Regions from separate parts of the Homo sapiens genome. Here region 2 is linked to region 1. A link is a contact called in ENCODE Hi-C or POLR2A ChIA-PET data. All regions are on one chromosome and are shown on one strand. The core of a region is the stretch at or near the end of the contact, and the rest is flanking DNA. Distances in the headings are between cores, read along the strand shown. Region 1 has its middle 30 kb from the start of FOXL1. Region 2 has its middle 41 kb from the start of LINC02189.

Region 1 (4,181 bases), core at 1,544-4,043:
TGAACGCAGCTCAACTCCAGCTGGAGCCTCCAGAGTCAGGGAGCCTCTGGCAGGGCTTGCTGGCCACCTCTCCCACTGCCTGTCCACAACAATGGCTTCCCACCACAAGCTCCTGAGACCTGCTGAGGATGTTCCTGGCCACGGGTGCTGAGGCCTCGTTCCTGCCAGGAAGGGCTGGGAAGCACAACCCCACCCCAGAGCAGCCCTCAGCCGCTGACAAGCCGGAGGCAGTCCGTGCTCCTGCAGCCTGTCCCAGCATGGGACAATGCTGAGGCCTGTGCTGTGACCTCCCGAGGTCCCCAGTAGGGCTGAGTCCAGGTGCCCTCACAGCGACCCCCTCATTAATGCACCCCTATTGGCTCCATCCCTTCCCTGCCTCCCTTCCCCACTCCCATATGGGCACTTCCTGGGGCCACCTTGCAAATAAACTCCTTGCACCCAAATCCTTGCCCCAGGCTCTGCTCCTGGGGACGCACATCTGGTGACTGAAGGGCTGCTGGGAAAGCTCTTTCTCCCCTATGACATCTGCCACCTGAGGCCAATCTCACTCCTGAGTTTCGTCATTAGAGATTCATCCTGTGGGGTTTAAAGATTGAAGTCTGGTCCTAGGATCCAGCAATTCCTAGACAAGAAGGAACTGAAAGCAGGGACTTGAACAGATATTTGGACACCCATGTCCATAGCAGTGTGATTAGCCAGAAGGTGGAAGCAGCCTACATGCCCTCAGATGGACGGAGTAATATGTGGCATATACTTACAGTGGCGTGTTATCCAGCCTTGGAAAAGGAAGAAGATCCTGACCCAGGCCACGGCATGGATGAACCCTGAGGACGTGATACTGAGTGAAGTAAGGCAGACACAAAAAGACAAAGACTGCACCTTTTTGAGTTTTCTAAAGTGGTCACAGTCATAGAGACAGAAAGAGGAATGGTGGGTCCTGAACTGTGCACTTCGAAATGGTTAAGATGGTAAATTTTGTTACATGTATTTTACCACAATTAAATATGAAAATCTAAAGAAAAAAAGGTTTAAGTCTGGAAATAGCAAAACCTCATGGGAGGTGGCACATCACTGCTTCCTCCTTGCTTCCCAGGAAACACACTGGCGAGTGGAGCGGCACATCCAGGAAACTCGTCACCAAGGCACCAATCCTGGGGGACATCCCAGACTTCCCACTCTTTCTCACCCCTTAAACCCAGCAATAACAAGCCCCAGCGTCCTCCCCACCCTCACGGCCACCCTGGCAGCCCTGGAGAGCCACCTCACCCTGCCCGGCCCTCCCAGTAGCCCCATTCCTCCCACTCTCTACCCGGGAATCCCACTGAAGCCCACTCCTGTCACGCTCACGCTCTCCCCCAGATCCCCAGAGCTCAGGACTGTATTTTCCAAACATCAGGGATTCATGTGTGACCTTCAGAATCCCAGCCATGGCCAGCATGGTGGCAGATCCTTCAGGAGACTTGACGTAGTCACCAGCACTCCTGGTCACTGACACCCTTCCCTAAATTGACTCACTTTCATCCAACTAAACTCACTTTAGAAGAAATCTTCACATCGCTAATATAAATGGAAAACCTACCCTGGGGTGCCACCAAGAGAAAGTCACAGTGTATATAAATAAATGCCACGAAAACAAAACAACGTTTATCAGTATCTAGCGAGACACGCTGGCTGCCCTCAGCTCTGAGCTGAGACTCATCTCTTTTTGTTAAAAATGCAGATGAACAAGTGGTAAGAGAGGGGGTAAAGGCATAGCAGGGCAATCAGATCATCAGAAATCTTAAAGAAGGAGTGAAAGGAAATAACTTCCTGCATTTTTAAGCCAATTCCATTAAACATAAGCCCTGACATCCCACCTAAACCATCTGAGGAATGCCCAGTAGAATGTGGCTCAGAACTTGGGACACACTGATCTTTAGCAAGAACTGCAGATAGGTTTCGACTTCCCTGCCAACTCTAACCAATTGAGGGTGACTTCCTGGCGCTTATCCTGAGAAAGATCCCCAAAGACTGCACACCGTGTGATACAATTCCATTTGCAGCCCCAGCAGGAAAGACACGATAATCGATTAGCAATGTCTGCCACAAACACGGGATGGGGGCTGGACAGCACCTGCCACACACTGACATCTCCAAACTACAGCATCCCAATTCCCAAAAGATTTCTGTGATTGACCAGCTCTCCTCTCCCAGCTCACATCAGGCCAACCCTTCCTATCCCAACATGTCACTAAGGCAACTTGTTTGAAATTGTGTTTGCATCCATCCTTGTTGGCTCCTTCTCGAAACCCTGAGAGGCAAGGTGTGTGATTGCCATTTTGCAGGCAGAAGGAAGGCAGGGCTCAAGGAGGTTAGGTGACTTGCCCAGGGTCATTCTGCTAGGAAATGACAGAGCTGCAGCACTGCCCAGGTCTCCTGGCTCCAGACCCAAAGCCCTGCCTCCCTGCCACCCTGCTAAACCACCAGAGGGGGAACTGATCCCTGGAAACTTGTCCCCCTGACCTAAAATGTATGACTGAGTCAGGAGAAAAGATGTTGAGCTGCATTTGTCCTACAGCCCTGTCGGCTGCCCTCTCCCAGGACAGTGGCTGTACCATCAGAGTAGACACAACAAACTTTTAATAACTCTACACAGCTCCAACCAGAAGTGTATTTTTACTCTGGTGAGTCAGTCATTTATTTGTCAATAGAGGCCAGTAAAGGAAAAGGCCCAGGGTCCATTTATAAACAGACTGTAGCCCCTGGAGACATCCCAGGGGAAGCCAAACGGTCTAGCAGTGCTCTTGTTTCTGCAAACAATGCCACAGAGCAGACAAGCTGCCAAGAGCTGTCTGAAAAACGGATTGCCAGGATGAACCTAAGGCATTAAAGTGCCCAGAAGCAGACAGTGTTGGGGCTGAGTGCACGGCCTTGGGCAGATCCGTGACCCAGCTAGAAATACGCTGGCAGGAGGTCACCTGTGCTGAGCCTCAGCTTCCTCACCTGTGAAATGGGTACACTGATACCAGCCTCAACAGCCTCCGTGAATATTAGAGAAGATGATTGATATGGTTTGGTTGTGTCCCCACCCAAATCTCATCTTGAATTGTAGTTCCCATAATCCCCATGTGTTATGGGAGGGACCCAGTGGGAGGCGATTGAATCATGGGGTGGTTACCTCCATGCTGTTCTCTTGATAGTGAGTTTTCACAAGATCTGATAGTTTTTAAGAGGCATCCCCCGCTCCATTGCTGGGCATTTCTCCTTGCTGCAACCATGTGAAGGAGAACATGTTTGCTTCCCCTTCCGCCATGATTGTAAGTTTCCTGGGGCCTCCCCAGCCCTGCAGAACTGTGAGTCAATTAAACCTCTTTCCTTTATAAATTACCCAGTCTTGGGTAGGTCTTTATTAGCAGTGTGAGAACGGACTGATACAACAATGTCCTTAGGGAGATCTCCTCAAGCGTCATCTGTGATGGCAACGAGACTGCTGGCAGTGACTGTCATGACGGTGAGATGGGAAGAGGGATTTCTTCAGTATTCATTCCTCAACCACTAGCTGTGTTTGCTGAACACCTGCTATGTGCCAGGCACTTTACTGTGTGTTGGGAGAGAAGGGGGGCAAAGCATGTGCTTATGTAGCCCCCCAAAGAGTAAGAAATAGAGGAACAGGATCTTGGCCTCACGAGAATGCAATCTGGCAGAACCTACCAAAGCTAAAACACCACATGACCCAGCAAGTTCTTCTCCAAATCTATACCCAATAGAAATGAGGGCTTGTGTTCTCCAAGGAGGCATGTGCAAGAAAGTTCTTTACTCGTAATAGACAAGAACTTCGAACAATCCAAGCATCTATCAACAGTAGATAGAATGCCAGGTGCAGTGGCTCACAGCTGTAATCCCAGTACTTTGTGAGGCCATTGTGGGTGAATCTTTTGAGCTCAGGAGTTCAAGACCAGCCTGGGCAACATGGTGAGACCCCATCTCTACACAAAAAAAAACAAAACTAACGAGGTGTGGTGGCATGCCCCTGTAGTCCCAGCTACTCAGGAGGCTGAGGTAGGAGGATGGCTTGAGCCTGGAAAGCAGAAGTTGCAGTCAGCCAAGATCACACCACTGCATTCTAGCCTGGCTGACAGAGTGAGACCTTGTCTCAAAACAAACAAACAAACAAACAAACAAACAGTAGATGGAGAAACAAA
Region 2 (4,096 bases), core at 309-2,808, 73 kb before region 1:
GCTGGATGGGTGTTCCGGGTGCGTGCCACAGTCCAGCAGAGTCTTACTTTCTCATGGTTCTGGAGGCTAAAAGTCCAAATTCAACTGTTGCTGGGTTTGGTCCTTTCCAGGTGCTCCTGTGGTCATATGTTCTGCGCCTCTGTCCCGCTGCTGGGGGCTCCAGCCAACCTTGGTGCTCTTTGGCTGGTAGCTGTGTCACTCCAGCCTCTGCCTCTGTCTCCCCACGGCCTGCTCTGTCCCGTGTCTGCGTCATCTTCTCTGACTGTCATAAGGATACTTGGCACTGAACTTAGGGCCCACTGTCAATCCAGGATGACCTCATCTTAACTTCATGACATCTGCAAAGGCCCTTTTTCCAAATAGGGTTACATTCGTGGGTACCGGGGGTTCAGATGTGAGCAAGTCTTTTTGGGGGGAAACATTTAACCCACGACAGTCACCCTTCCCTGAAGGCAATGGGAAAAAAGAAGCCCAGCAGAGGCAGCTGGAATCCCAGCTCACTTGCTTCCCGGCTGGGTGACCTGAAGCTCTGAGTCTTAGTTTCTTCATCTGGAAAATGGATCATGCCACACCGTGGATGTGTGAATTAACGGAGATGGCACATAGAAAGCCAGCAGTGTTGAACTTGGCCACGTAGTAAGGCCTCGATAACCGGCAATGCAGAATTACGTTTCCCTACCAATTAGTGGCCGACCACAGTCTACCCAACCAGCAGACAGCAACGCGTGAGGACTTGGAGGGCAACGGAAATGTGCTAAAGGGGCAATGAGGGTCCTTTCTGAATACGCACCCCCCAGTTGGAGGACTGGGTGGATCAGAGGAGAGTCCAGGGGACTTCCAGGCTGGAGATGGCCTGCGGTTAACCCCTCGTGCCCCATCGGGCAGGAGGCGGGCCCTTCTCCCATCTCTCCCTCCCTCTCTCCTGTTTATCGGGACTGTGGGTGCCAGCCCAGACGACATCATCCGCTGAGTTCCCAGCGTGTCAGCCAAGGGTGAGCCTCCCACGCGCCCTCGGAAGACAGAATTTTGGAGCACACGCAGTGGCATTCTTGGATAACGATGGCTGCCTTCTACGAGCTGAACCCCCTCCACAGACGTCTCCCTGCCAGCCCCTCGCCGGTCTTCCCGCCCTCTGCCCAGCTCCTGGGCCCCACAACAGGCCGGCACGAACGAGGTTTGGGAGCTCTGTGGTGGACTGAACCAAGCGACCCGGCCTTTCCCAGTCTGCACCCAGCACCCGGCGCCAGCACCGACCAGGGAAGGGGCCTTCGAGCAAGCCCGGGTTGGTGGTTTGGGGTTTGGAACATCCGTTTTCAGATAAAATCAGAAGTTTTTTTATTAAAAAAAAAAAGGAGAGAGAGAGAGACAATTTCAGAGACAGCCTGAAAAACAAAACAACCCTTTAGCTCTTTCTCTGAAATGACATCAGCGGCCACCACAAAGCCGAATCGGCCTCACTGCATTCAGGCCATCGGGATGTATCATTTCCCCTTCAAAATACCCACTGCGGCATCGTCCCCAGCCCCGCCGGCTCGGAGCCTGCTCCCTCAGTGGGAGCGGTGCGCTTTCCCACCCAGGCTGCAGAGGGGCTTGTAATTGGAAAAGTGCAAGTTGCAGATGAACTGGGAGCCGAGGCCAGGAAATGGGTTTATGGTGGCCAGCTTTGTCCTCCTTTTGCACTCGGTCTCTAAAGCACTGTCCACATGGGCATTTGGGTCCTGGGAGTCAAGAACGACCTTGCCCGGAACGAGCTGTCCCCTTGTCCCTCTCAGTGGATGTGTCCCTCCCACCCCAGGCCCCCACTCTGAGCCCGTCCTGTCCCCTCTCCCTCTAGACGCATCTAGACTCCCCAGCCCCCACCAACTAGCCGCCTCTGGAGCATTTAAGCTACATGGAAACTGGAGAACGTTTTAGAAATGGATGTTTGTTTCACTGAAGCAGCAATGCAATTGCATTTGAATTTGTTTAGCATCACATAAAAACAGACATATCAAAAATGACCAGAAAGAAATATTAATACAATGGCATATTACGAATTATCTGGTTGTCTGTGGCTAATGAGTTGTTTTTTCGTAATTCCTTCTTCTGTAAATTTTCTAAATTTTACTTTTGTAATACAAAAACGTTATTTATTAAAAACCACCAACTGAATCTTGTCTCGGGGCCAAAATGAGCTACTTAAGAGAGTGGAAAGTCAGCCTTTATAGAGAGCCAACAGCCTCCAGGGACTTATTTCTTTGAAGAGTCACTTTTTAAATCTCAGAAATAATCTGCATAGTTGAAACTTCTGCTCCTCTGGGATTGTTATTCCTTCATTAGTTAAAGTGATTTACTGAGTCACAGGAAATTTCACTGCTGGACCAAAAAGTGATTCAATTTCCCAAGCATTTACTGAGTGTTTTCCCCAAGCCTGGCTCCGGACTGATAAAGCTGCCCTGTTCCTGCCCTGGCGGGGACACTCAGTCTAGTAGATGCCCTGAGAGTCAGTTCTCTCAGTCATTCAACAAACGTAAATTGAGCTCCTACTCTGTGGCAGGCACTATTTTGGGGTGCTAGGAATAAAGCAGTCTACAATAGAGACAAAACTCCTCATCTTCCTGCAGCTTACATCTATGGCAAATGTGCAGAAAGAGTGTCTTAGTCTATTTTCTGTTGCTATAAAGTCATATCTGAGGCTGGGTAACTTATAAAGAAAAAAAGGTTTATTTGGCTCACAATTCTGGTGGCTGGAAAGTTCAAGATTGGGCATCTGCTTCTGGTGAGGACCTCAGGCTGCTTCCAGTCATAGCAGAAGGTGAAGGGGAGCTGTGTGTGCAGCAACCTCATGGGAGAGATGAGGCGAGTGAATGGGGGGAAGGTGCCAGGCCTTTTTAACAACCAGCTCTCATGGGAACTAATAGAGTGAGAACTCACTCACCCCTGAGGGAGGCCATTCATCTGTCCATGAGGGCCCCTCCCCATAACCCAAACACCTCCTATTGGGCCCCACCTCTAACACTGGGAATCAAATTTCAACCTGAGGTTAGGAGAAGACACACCCCAACCATAGCAAAGAGAAATGCACAAAACGCTCAGAAAACTCAGGGGAAGTGGCCATGATGGGAGAGAGGGTGCTACAGGCTGAACTGCACCCCTGAGAACTCATGTGTTCAAGTCCTACCCCCAGAGCAGCAGAATGTGACTACATTTGGAAATAAGGTCGCTGCGGGTGTTATGAGTGAAGATGAAGTCCTTAGAGCCCTAATCCATTCTGACTGGTGTCCTCAGAAAGAGGGAATGTGAGATGAGTAGGTTACCTGTTCACTCTGATGGTAGTTTCTTTTGCTGTGCAGAAGCTCTTTAGTTTAATTAGATCCCATTTGTCAATTTTGTCTTTTGTTGCCATTGCTTTTGGTGTTTTAGACATGAAGTCCTTGCCCATGCCTATGTCCTGAAAGGGCTAATATCCAGAATCTACAATGAACTCAAACAAATTTACAAGAAAAAAACAAACAACCCCATCAAAAAGTGGGCGAAGGACATGAACAGACACTTCTCAAAAGAAGACATTTATGCAGCCAAAAAACACATGAAAAAATGCTCATCATCACTGGCCATCAGAGAAATGCAAATCAAAACCACTATGAGATACCATCTCACACCAGTTAGAATGGCAATCATTAAAAAGTCAGGAAACAACAAGTGCTGGAGAGGATGTGGAGAAATAGGAACACTTTTACACTGTTGGTGGGACTGTAAACTAGTTCAACCATTGTGGAAGTCAGTGTGGCGATTCCTCAGGGATCTAGAACTAGAAATACCATTTGACCCAGCCATCCCATTACCCAAAGAACTATAAATCATGCTGCTACAAAGACACATGCACACGTATGTTTATTGCGGCATTATTCACAATAGCAAAGACTTGGAACCAACCCAAATGTCCAACAATGATAGACTGGATTAAGAAAATGTGGCACATATACACCATGGAATACTATGCAGCCATAAAAAATGATGAGTTCATGTCCTTTGTAGGGACATGGATGAGATTGGAAATCATCATTCTCAGTAAACTATCGCAAGAACAAAAAACCAAACACCGCATATTCTCACT

Evidence for each region. Hi-C counts contacts between places; a loop is a spot of excess contacts on that map. ChIA-PET counts read pairs that join two places held with the same protein, here RNA polymerase II (POLR2A). Pooled maps may share reads with other maps.
Region 2: a loop to region 1 is called in a map of aorta, with 2.5 times the contacts of the local background. The contact joins two enhancer-like sites. A Hi-C loop is called at or near these places in 2 of 168 maps with a recorded cell type or tissue (aorta and posterior vena cava) and 3 of 50 pooled maps. POLR2A ChIA-PET finds 5 or more read pairs at or near these places in 3 of 52 experiments (AG04449, AG04450 and BJ).

The regions. Positions count from the first base shown.
Region 1 is chr16:86,606,948-86,611,128 of GRCh38, reverse strand. No RefSeq gene overlaps it. Among named protein-coding and RNA genes, the nearest start is that of FOXL1, 30 kb to the right of the region's middle. RefSeq lists enhancers at 33-599, 715-1,214. Within about 2 kb of position 2,793, at least 2 of the 41 ENCODE cell types and tissues checked have a DNase peak (open chromatin) inside an H3K27ac peak, as active enhancers do.
Region 2 is chr16:86,678,578-86,682,673 of GRCh38, reverse strand. No RefSeq gene overlaps it. Among named protein-coding and RNA genes, the nearest start is that of LINC02189, 41 kb to the left of the region's middle. Within about 2 kb of position 1,558, at least 8 of the 41 ENCODE cell types and tissues checked have a DNase peak (open chromatin) inside an H3K27ac peak, as active enhancers do.